Regions from separate parts of the Homo sapiens genome. Here all the other regions are linked to region 1. Evidence: chromatin contacts called from ENCODE Hi-C or POLR2A ChIA-PET data. All regions are on one chromosome and are shown on one strand. The core of a region is the stretch at or near the end of the contact, and the rest is flanking DNA. Distances in the headings are between cores, read along the strand shown.

Evidence for each region. A loop is a pair of places that touch in the nucleus more often than their neighbours do. ChIA-PET counts read pairs that join two places held with the same protein, here RNA polymerase II (POLR2A). Pooled maps may share reads with other maps.
Region 2: POLR2A ChIA-PET joins it to region 1 with 12 read pairs in PC-9. The contact joins the promoter of SCEL here to the promoter of FBXL3 in region 1. A Hi-C loop is called at or near these places in 1 of 50 pooled maps. POLR2A ChIA-PET finds 5 or more read pairs at or near these places in 3 of 52 experiments (OCI-LY7, PC-9 and WTC11).
Region 3: a loop to region 1 is called in a map of ascending aorta, with 4 times the contacts of the local background. The contact joins the enhancer-like site here to the promoter of FBXL3 in region 1. A Hi-C loop is called at or near these places in 1 of 168 maps with a recorded cell type or tissue (ascending aorta) and 6 of 50 pooled maps. POLR2A ChIA-PET finds 5 or more read pairs at or near these places in 2 of 52 experiments (BJ and GM10248).
Region 4: a pooled map shows a loop between it and region 1 (4-fold over the local background). The contact joins the enhancer-like site here to the promoter of FBXL3 in region 1. A Hi-C loop is called at or near these places in 1 of 168 maps with a recorded cell type or tissue (endothelial cell of umbilical vein), 1 of 37 single-sample maps with no recorded cell type and 6 of 50 pooled maps. POLR2A ChIA-PET finds 5 or more read pairs at or near these places in 10 of 52 experiments (CD8-positive, alpha-beta memory T cell, HEK293T, MCF 10A and 7 more).

The regions. Positions count from the first base shown.
Region 1 is chr13:77,025,701-77,028,489 of GRCh38, reverse strand. It overlaps FBXL3 (F-box and leucine rich repeat protein 3), which reads left to right and starts at 1,331. Exons shown (of 5, transcript NM_012158.4): 1 at 1,331-1,663. RefSeq lists silencers at 1,211-1,260, 1,431-1,710, 1,731-1,790.
Region 2 is chr13:77,534,266-77,537,054 of GRCh38, reverse strand. It overlaps SCEL (sciellin), which reads right to left and starts at 1,349. Exons shown (of 33, transcript NM_144777.3): 1 at 1,231-1,349.
Region 3 is chr13:77,386,614-77,389,402 of GRCh38, reverse strand. No RefSeq gene overlaps it. Among named protein-coding and RNA genes, the nearest start is that of MYCBP2, 61 kb to the right of the region's middle. Within about 2 kb of position 1,447, at least 5 of the 41 ENCODE cell types and tissues checked have a DNase peak (open chromatin) inside an H3K27ac peak, as active enhancers do; they include ascending aorta, where a contact is called at or near this core.
Region 4 is chr13:77,344,072-77,346,860 of GRCh38, reverse strand. No RefSeq gene overlaps it. Among named protein-coding and RNA genes, the nearest start is that of MYCBP2, 18 kb to the right of the region's middle. Within about 2 kb of position 1,465, at least 2 of the 41 ENCODE cell types and tissues checked have a DNase peak (open chromatin) inside an H3K27ac peak, as active enhancers do.

The DNA of each region.
Region 1 (2,789 bases), core at 82-2,581:
GCATTTCCCCACATTGAATTCATTTTATTATAGAAACAGTCTCACTCTCTCACCCAGACTGAAGTGCAGTGGTGACATCATAGGTCACTGTAACCTCCTACTCCTGGGCTCCAGCCATCCTCTCGATTCAGCCTCCTGAGTAGTAGCCGGGATTACACCAAGCTCGTCTGATTTTTTAAAATTATTACTCTTCTATTTTTTTGTAGAGACAAGAGTCTGGACATATTGCGCAGGCTGGTCTCCAATTCTTGACCACAAGCAACCCTTCTGCCTTGGCTTCCCAAAATGTTGGGATTACAGACATAAGCCTGTACCACTCCTGGCCTCACACTGAACTTCGACGTAACTTTATACATGGCTTCCTAGCTCAATTTCTTGAGAAAACGGGAAGAACGGAGAGCTCCCTGGGCACCACTGCTTTTCAGTGTCTTATACATGGGTCTGAGTGTTCTAAGACATCTTTGAATGGAAAACTACTTTCTCTCTTTTTTTTTGGAGGTGTAGAGAGGAATGGCGCATGATTCAACTTAATGATATTGCACCTAAGAATGTTTCTAACTGTAAGAAAACGCAGTATCAAAAAATCCAAACTTTAAAACAAGTCAACTAGGTAGCAGTTACAAAGATGCCTTGATTTACAAAAGGATTCACCAGAGGTTTTCTTTTCAGCAGCTTTGTAATCCTTTACTTTCCCCATTGCGTTTCAAAAGCTATTTACAAATTTCAGGACTCTATTTCATAAAGCAAATGTCGTTTTTAAAATGTAATAACTCTAATGATAAAAGCCACTTTAGAAATATTGGGAAATACAAATATTTGAAAAACAAAAACCATGTGCAATCCCAGCGTTAATACTCTCACTATTCTGGTACATTTCCTTGGCATCTTTTAAGCACCACTTATGCACATCGATGCGCGGGTCTTCGGAGACTGTATTTAACTCCTCGGTTTCAGGCATCCGGGGCGGCCACCCGCGGGCCGCGGTCCCCAGCAGGCTCCGGCGAGACTCCTTCCTTTCTTTTTTCTGCTCCACCTCCCTAAACCTTCCAGTTTCAGCCACAGATAGTCTCTTCCACATATAGCTAGCTTCAGCCCTCCCACATTCCATCTCAAAACAACAAAAAAAATCCCCTTCAAGCGGGAGTCACATCTCTGGCAGGAAGGCAGAGGCTCGTCCCACAGCAAGGAGACTGGGGCGGCCGCAGCGCGCGCTCCCGCTTGGGCGCGGCCCTACTCCCGCCGGGCTCCGCCCCCCCCCCGCCCCCTTCCCGCCCCCTTGGGCGGGGACGCGCCAGGGAAGCGCGCGGCCGCGAGCCCTGGGCGCCATTTTAGACTCGCTGTTTGTGGCCCAGGTGCAGGAAGCTTACGCGGTGGCAGCCGCTCGCTGAGGTAGTCTCTCGCGGCGCCGGGGATCCCTGAACACAGACAGCGCGGGACTGAGAAGGAAAGCTTCTTTCTGGGCAGCCAGAGCCGCAAAGGTGGAGCCGCGTTGGCGCCCTCCGCGGGACCAGCGCCTCGGATGCGGGCGGAGCGCGGGGGGCCGCGGCTGCGGGAGCGCGAAGCGGGGGGCCAGGGGCGCCTCATGTGAGAGCCGCGGGACCTGCAGCCGCCGCCGTCCCCGGAGCACGGGGTGGTGTGTGGGGGAAGCCGCCCCCGGCAGCAGGTAACGGCGGAGGGGCAGGGCCGAGCCCCGCTGCGACGGCGGAGCCGGGGAGGGACCGCGGACCGTCTGTGGGCGGGCCGGGGTGGGGTGGGGTGGGGGGGGGCGCGGGGGCCGGGGCGCGCGCGGGCCGCTCCTCAGGAGTGCCGGGCGGGGCGCGGGGCGCGGCACCCAGACCTTGGAGCTTGCTTGGGGGCGTTTCCCCGCCGTGCCTGCTTCCAAACATGTCAACAAGGCGTGGTGCGTGTGCGGCGGCCGCCTGCAGCCTGCCCGCGACGCCGCCGCTCCCGGGTTCGCCGCGGCTCCTGCCAGGCTTTATGACCCTTGGCGGGGGCTGGTGACAGGCACCATGGAGCTCGCACTCTGTGGGCTCTCCCGGCGTCGGCTACGCCCGTGCTGGTAGCTTGAGCAATGAGGCACTGAAATGTCAAAGCAAACTGCCCAGGGTGGGGCGCATGAGAAATGTCAGGGGAAGCCAGTCGGTGGGGAGGTGGCGCAGGGAGGAGGGGACGCCCCTGCCGCTTAGCCAGGCGAAAAACTTGGTCAACTTGTGTTGAGCGGATTCGCGTCTGCCTTTGGCGTGGGCAGTCCTTTAGGTGGGGTTGCAGACAGGGGTCAGGAAGCAGCCCAGTAAATGGTCTGTATCTCCAAGCTGAGAGGTGAGAGAGATCATTTTTATTTTGTCGTTGCTAATGATATCCAGTTGAGTGACCCAGATTTTTTAATTAGAATCCTCCTTTTCTAACTTGAAAAAAAAGTAACTTAGTTTCTGTTATCTCTGAAATATTTATAAAAATACCATCAACTATCAGTTATCTATCTATCTATATGACCTGTAGACAGATTTTCGCCACTGTGCGCTCTCTAAGCATTTAGTTGTGAGTTAACCTCTTTATAGTGTTTTATTCTTGTAGTTCAGCCAAAGAATGCATATTAGTTTGATATTAGTAAAAGCAGAACAGAAAGGAACTGTGATGCCAAAATAGGCTTTTTAGAGTTAACTACAAATGAGCATTTAAAATTATTGCATGCCCAGTGTAAAAGTGCCTAATACAACGATGCACACGGCTAGCTGTTCACTTCCGGTCTTCACCTAATGAAGTTGCTTCTTTCAAAGTTTTTTTTTTTT
Region 2 (2,789 bases), core at 100-2,599, 510 kb before region 1:
CACTGGAGCACCACATATATTAGGAAGGCTTTATCTACGTTATAAACTATGGAAGTGAAAGACAGTTTTAAATGTAATCACATTTTATGAAAAATAAAATTATCCACACTTGCTACACTTTAGTTTTCTGGTTACTATAAACACTTGAAAGCCAAGTTGTAAAATTCTTCTGTAAACCTTTGGGAAATGAGCACTGGTGTGTCTAACCCCCTCTCAGACTGCAGGTGACCTTGTCAGCAATAGGAAGCCATGAGAACTCAAGTACTACAGATAGAGCCAGGTATGCTGTGGGGGCACCTCTCTGGAGGACACAGAGCTGCAATTTGCAAGCTGTGAGTGGCCCCTGCATTTGAATCCCACAGCTCTGTATCATAAATAGAAATGATGAGAAAAAACACAAGTCAGCTTAGCTATTAATTATAAAAGAAAGCTCTGTTAAAAGAACTCTTCTAGCCTTATCAAAAGTCTCCCAAAACTGGTTTTTCAGGACTAGGCTATGAATAAAGTTTGAAAATTGCCCCCATATACATTAATCACTCCTTAGGTTAGAATGCAGAATATACCATAGAGAAGTTGGCCAGATGCCCACAGATCCCTGTGAGGAACCATGTACCCTTATTCTGCTCCCACACCCTGCCTTTACTCCTTGGTACTTTCAAGTGAGAAATGGTGATTTTCTTATTTGGGGAAGATAGGGTGGAGACAAAAACCTCATAAATATAAACCTCTCTCTCTCTCATAGCTCAGCAACTTGCAATATTTTTAGCAGTAGAGAAAAAAATAAATATGACTTATTAACTATAAAGCAATATTTGAGTTCACTATTTCACTAAAAGCATCATTTATGAAAACAGAAAGATCCTTTAAAAAATGTTTGTATAGTCGCTTGAGAAAATAAACCAGCAGGTGCTGGTCCCTTCACTTAAAGAATTTATTATCCTTTGTGTGGCAGGATTCACCAGCTGACAGCTCCCACCCAGAAAATCAAATAGGTGCTCGTTTCTGTGATGCCCATAACGTGTAAAATTGCCAAGAAGTTCAATGCAATGTGACCTAAAAGTACAGCAAGGAAGAGCAGAGCTAACAGCCAGCTGGAGGCTGTCAAAATTTACAGGAAGAAAAGACAAAGATAATACAGTAAGTTCTAATTTTAATCATTTGTAAGGAACACAGAGAAAGCTGTGCACATACAGCAGATGTATTTCTGTTTGCAAGTATAATTCAACTTACCTCTATTGAGCAGAAAATCAGGACTTTTTGGCTAACCAGCCTGTAGTGATTCCCTGGGAGGATCTGGCTGAAAGAAATGGGAACCTAGAGTTTATTCAGTGGAGTCTCAACCTCTACCTGACTGTATTAGTGAACAGTTCAGAGGTTTCTTGCTCAGCGGCTGAGTCACTCAGGGAGGAGGTGTGTGGTATGCAACAGGGTGTCACCTTGTACAAATACCAGTTCAATTAAAGCATTCTCACTCATATACCTACTGTCTTTGTTTGAATTCTTTGTTTAACTTATGGCCTTATGCAAAAAAAAAAAAAACATATATATATATATGCTCCTGTGATCACCCTTTTAACTGATATCAACAGTATGCACAACCATATCACTGACAAGGTGGCATAGGACCCAACCTATTTTGTATTCTCTTTCAAAAAATAAAATTGAAAACTCAAGATAGAAGGAACCCCCATACACCCATAGTACCTGGAAGGCAGGGGCACAGACAAGCATGCAAGGAGTATATGGCTTAAAGGAATCTTCAAGACAAACAAATTCTCAGAAACCCAGGAACCCTAGGATTAGAAAACACAAAAGAAGTCTGTTCCACACATTCTACACCTAGACTATTTTGTAAAACTATCAGAGGGAAAATACACCTAGCATGTAAGAATTCTAATCTCTATCTTATTTATCCATGTATAAAAAAATGTGAAAAGGGGCCAGGCGTGGTGGCTCACATCTGTAATCCCAGGACTTTGGGCGGTGGAAGCAGGCGGATCACCTGAGGTCAGCAGTTCAAGATCAGCCTGGCCAACATGGTAAAACCTGATCTCTACTAAAAATATAAAAATTAGCTGGGCGTGATGGCACACACCTGTAACCCCAGCTATATTAAATAACTATAACACACCATGATAAAGTCATATACAGAAATTTTCAATGCCAGGCATCGCATAGTGGAGAGAAGGAAGAACCTGGAAGGTGATGTTGATGCAGAGTTTTAAAGTCTGAGTGGACAATGATTAGATGGTCAAGAAGAAGAAGAACCATTCATCCACTCTGGCAGGAGGAGGCAGGAGAATCACTTGAACCAGGGAAGTGGAGGTTACAGTGAGCCAAGATCACACCACTGCACTCTAGCCTAGGCAACAGAGTGAGACTGTCTCAGAAAAAAAAAAAAAATGTGAAAAGGATGGTTGAAACTTCTTTCAATGCTGAGGGCAGCAGTAGACCCAACATCAAAGGCTGCTTCTGGCCAGTTGCAGTGGCTTTCACTTGCACTTTGGGAGGCCAAGGTGGGAGGATCACTTGAGCCAAGAAGTTCGAGACAAACTGGGCAACACAGTAAGAGAAGATCTCATCTCTACTAAAAATAAAAAAATCAGCTGGGTGTGGTAGTGCATGTCTTTGGTCCCAGTTACTCAGGAGGCTGAGGCAAAGAGAGTCTCTTGAGCATGGGAGGACCAAGCCACAGTGAGCTGTGATCACACCACCGCATTCCAGTATGGGTGACAGAGTGAGACCCTATCTCAAAAAACAAAACAAACAGACAAAAAAAACAAAAAAAA
Region 3 (2,789 bases), core at 198-2,697, 360 kb before region 1:
TATGTGCAAGAAAGAGGTAATTTCAGCTCCCCCTCACCACTCCACCCCCGCCAGTCCAGAAAGAACTTAGACTCTGTTTCTTGGTAAGAAGACAGGAATTCCAATGAAGGGAAGCTTGCCTAGGAAAGGGCTCACAGAAAATTAAGAGAGCCACTATTGCTCATTATTGGAGCTGGTCTGAATGACCTAAAAGTGAGTGGTTGAATTTCTCACCATAGCAGAGAAATTATGACGTACAAAATGCTCCTTATGACTCTCCAGCCTCAGCAGCCCTGAAATACTGAGGGTTCCTGACTGCATCACGCTCTTCCAGCTCTCAGGATTTGCACAAACCCTGGTTTAGAATAAGCTCCATCATTACCTACCTATCTCCTACTCATCCTTTTTGACACAGCTCAATCATCACCTCCTCCAGGAAATCATCTTTCATGATCTATGCTCCCCACCAGCAGCTTGCATGCTCTTGCAGAGCCCTGTATTTATCTTTATCATGGTTCTCACCACACTGGATTGTCATCCTCTTATCTAGCTTACCTAAAAGACTAAATTATTGGAGGACAGGGGCTATGTCTTCGCATCTTGGTAGTCACAAAAACTTAGCATAGAACCTCCACATAATATACACTGAATGAATGAGGGAAGGAAGAAAGTCTTACCCTGATTCCACCCCAGAACTTCTGATACTTCTGGCCCTTCCATTTGGTAGGATACCCAAACCTTATCTCTGAATCACTGGATTTACCTCTTAGCTCTACTCTTGCTCATACGCTCTTTGGGAATGGTTGAGAGGCTCTTGACCAACACAAGCCTAGTGAGACCCTACAAGTAAAGGGAATTTTGTCCTCCAGCCAAAGCAGGGGGATACAAACAGACCCATTCTTGCTCCAGTTACTTCTAACATCACTGCCATTACCAGGCACAGTCCCACCCAATTCCAGAACACACTGGGTTATAATTTAGCAGGTTATTAGTAGCTCTGTCTCCACCTGGTTTGCTTTGTTAAAATAGTCTGGTGAGACACTCCCTGTCTGCTGTTTTGTTTTTGTCACAGTTATCCTACCTTCCCTGAGCTGCCAATATGCCTGAATCCCTTTTACTCACATTAGCTTTTCTCAGTCTCTCTACCAACAAGCCAAACTCTTCTTTTGCATTCTAGCACTAATGCAATGACCTCAGGTGATCTGCCTGCCTCGGCCTCCTAAAGTGCTGAAATTACAGGTGTGAGCCACCATGCCTGACCCCTTGATAATGTCTCTGATTTGTCTTAGGCCAGTACTGCTTTTCCCTGTTAACCAGCTGTCCTTGAAATCCATGTGGCCCAGCATTTCAGATTCCACATCGTGCTACCTGCTTCCCCCAGATTGCTTTCCAACTCTGCCCTTCAATTTCCACACCTCCTTCTGAACTTGGTTTAGGACAGCCTGTTCTGCCCTGGGGCCAGGACCTGTACTTTGCTTTGAGAGTTTTCCAGCCCACATTCGCTCATTTTTGTCCTGTTTATTCCAAATTCAACTTTCAGAAGCGTATTTCCCACTGAACTTAAGAATAATCAAACTGAAAGGCAGCATATGACATTGTACATTTTGAAGATAATTAAACCACTCCTACATATTCCCCTAAGAGTCATTAAAAAATATTTCTGACAAATCCCACCAATAACGTTGATGGAATAGTTGACCAATCATTTAGAAGAACACTATAAATCAAGTCAAAATTAAGAGGCTGAAATAGTTGGAGAGTTTTCTCTATAAACTTTCATGTGATTACACCATAGCCATTGCGTTTTGTGGCATATTCATTTTTATAAGTCTATTTATGAGTACAAAGAGGTAGCCACCACTGCATTAGCTTGCCAGCTTGGACAAACTGCTGCTATTTTAACCACTTCCCCCTTTAGAAAGAGCATGGCCAACAGTTCCAAATTCCTAGGGGAACTGTAACTGTTTGTGCTGAGAAAACTGAATGACACATCATTTAGAAATTTGTTACTATTTACGCCACTATCAACTTGACTTTTTAAAAATTTGTCCAGAGTGATTTCTTAAGGTCCAGAGTCCAATACCTCCAACCCTACCCCAAGGATGACTGGTCGCAGGAGCAGAAAACTATTCTGTGAAACAGCCTAGACAATCAGACACCAAGAACCAACACACTCTAAGATGGATTGAGCCAGTGTTCCCCAATAGACCAAGAACATCACCCTCCCTTAAACACTGGTAGTGATAATGACTAGGTCCTGGCATCGGGCTAGAACAGCCCAAGGACTTGGCAACTTAAGAACTAAGAGTCTTACCCATGGGTCACTTTTGGAGGAAGGAAAAAAGTCCAATCTGTGTTAATAGCCGTGCCGTAGAGCAGAAAGGAACCAAGAGTTACTTTCTGTGAACCTATTTCTGACCACATCTGTCTGGAATAGAAGCCATCCTAACCTCAGATGCCTACTCATTTCTAACTTTGTCTGTTCATTCAGTTCTGCTCTGAACCCAGGTTAGGTAGCTTTCCTTGGATAATATCAGGTCAATCCTGTTCCCTTGATAATGTCTCTCTCTTTCTTTCTTTTCTTTTTTTTTTTTTTTTTGAGACGGAGTCTCACTCTGTCACCCAGGCTGGAGTGCAGTGGCACAATCTCGGCTCACTGCAACCTCTGCCTCCCAGGTTCAAGCGATCCTCCTGCCTCAGCCTCCCAAGTAGTTGGGGTTACAGGCACGTGCCACCATGCCCGGCTAATCTTTGTATTTTTAGTAGAGACGGGGTTTCACCATGTTGGCCAGGCTGGTCTCGAACTTCTG
Region 4 (2,789 bases), core at 216-2,715, 320 kb before region 1:
ATGGTCAAATAAACTAAAAAGTACAATGGCCCCAGAAGTATTTGACTTTATTTATTTATTAATAAGGCTACACAATAAGCCCATATGGTAACATATCCATGTCATATAGGACACACTGTTTCTGCGGTAGTCTACAGAGGTATTGTTCTATAACCAATTACATAAAGTATCAAACCATTGCAGTGGGATCTACATAGTTTATAATAGTTTATTCAATAGTTATATATGTGCAATTATTAAAAAGCAATAACTTTAATAAGTAAAAAGATACAAAATAACCCTGATATTCTGAATTTTGGAATTGTAATAATACTACCGACTAATATGTTTACTATTTTTAAATCTTGAATGGAGGATGTACCTTTCTTGAACAGAACAGGAAATTGATGATTTCCTTTGTATTATTTTATGTCAGGATAAAGAAAGAAATTTAGGGGTGCTCCTCAGTTCTGTAATGGTGGCTAGAAAATGGATTAATGGACAAGATATTGTATACATACACACACACACACACACACACACACACACACACACACGCTTTGAGGCAATGCTTCCATTTGTCAAAAGAATTACTTTTCTCTTGCATTCTGTAAACACCCTTATGATAGGTCAATGTTCATTTTTAGAGGCCTTATATTGTTTTGAAATAAAGATAAATTAAAGAATGTTAGATTTGCAATTAATTCAAGTACATAATGCACCAATATTATAAACAATATTGGGTGGATTCACTTCTAGAATTTACCATCTGGTGGCACATGTCTGTAGTCCCAGCTACTCAGGAAGTTGAGGCAGGAGAATCACTTGAACCTGGGAGGCGGAAGTTGCAATGAGCTGAGATCGTGCCACTGCACTCCAGCCTGGGCGGCAGAGTGAGACCCTGTTTAAAAAAAAAAAAAAAAAAAAAAAAGAGAATTTACCATTATCTGGTTTTCTCATTATATTTTCCTTGGTACAAATATTAAATAACGTTAACTTTTTAACCTATTAAAGAAAGATTTTATTATTTGTGTGGGAAGAAAAAGGGGATTTTCAAAGGAGATGAGTATGTCAAAAAATTTATAATAGCCTTCAAAACTGTATGCTTCCTGTGTTTTAAATATTATGGGTTAAATTAGTCACTATCTCCACTTACAAGGAGTAAGATTAACTTTTTTCTTTCCAAATTAGAATTGAGGCCAACCAAGTTCCTCAAACCAAAACTGAAGTAGACATAGTGGCTGGCTTAGGCGGGGAATTTCTCTCTGTGGTGGAATATTCAGGGGGCTTCCACACCAGTGTTCAGTTTTTATAAAGCATGTAGACAAAGCTTGATGTGAAGCTGGATTTCTCTTGCCCTTCTTGAAATAGGTTAAGAAGGAAAATAGATACTGTTTACCCGAGACTATTGTAGCAACAGTAGTTAAGTAATTATGCCTCTACATCCTTTCCATGATATACTTCTCAGGGGCCATTCATACCTTACACAAGTGTTGACTAACAGTCCTGAGTAGATGCTGAATGATGATTTATGAGACTATTTTAGCTAGAGACCTTGCCTCTCTACTGTTCTACCAGCAGGAAAGTAAAACCTATATACTACACAAAGAGAGCAGCAAATGTTTACCCAGCCAGGAGGGCAGCATTTGCCAGTCAGACCAAGAGAATGGCATGGTCTACTAGACCAGAGATGTGATATCTTCCTACCAGAAACAAAGGTCAACATCTGTCTACCAAGCAGGAGGGTAGCCTCTGTCTACCAGTACAGGAGGGTAACATTTTTCAGAGCCAACATTAAGTGCATTTATTTGGCTTTTGTATTTGCCTACTTGTTTTAAAAGGTTATATTGTGAAAAATGCTAATGATTTAATGACCAAAGATCCATGTATGTATTTTGATATGAAAGTATAAATATTAGAAAACAAATCCTTGAATACAGAGTAACACATTATATTTACAAAAGCAGTAGGAAGTCATAGAAACAGATTATTAGTAGATACATCTCTAAATTTAGTTTCAGGTGGTAAATATATTCTAAGTACAGTATTTATTCAACTTAATATTTTAAGGAAAACTATGTGATAAATATATTTGTATATACGTTGGCTTCACTAAAAGGTGGTCTAATGGTATTTTTCTTGAGAACATCTTAATATGAGGCAAAGCACATTGCAATGTCAGAAATCTAAAATAGTCATATATAATTTGTTTCACTAAAAAATATGATTATGTAGCAGATAAATCAGGAAGTCATTTACATTAAGGTACACCAATAAAACAAAACAGTGTTAATGTAACACATATCTAGATTTTATTAATCTGGTTCAAACAAGAAAATAACAAAGAACTATTTCAGTGGGAGAAAAATCAGGTTTAAAGATAAATATTACATATTCTACAAGAATTACACATTGTCATAATTAGGAAAAAATGCAAAGCTAGCTATTTACTTATTCATTCATTTACTTACATTCTCTGTGCTATTGCTCAGAGATTTGAGTTGATTTGGACCCAAAGCACACATTTTGAGATAGTAAAATATAAATCAAAGCAGAAAATTAAAATCAAGGAGAAGATAATATAGAAACCAAACAGGAATGCCAGACTAGTAATCAGTGTTTTTTTTTTCAACCCTATCAGTACACCTCCTCTTTATAACAAATACGCAATAACTCCTTTACTACCCTGGTGGGAAATTTAAAAATACAGTTTATATAAGTAATAAAAAATACAAAGGAAAACTAAAGTTAAAAATATATATACAACACTTTGGCAAGATTTCACTAGAAGACATGAAGAAGTAATCGGA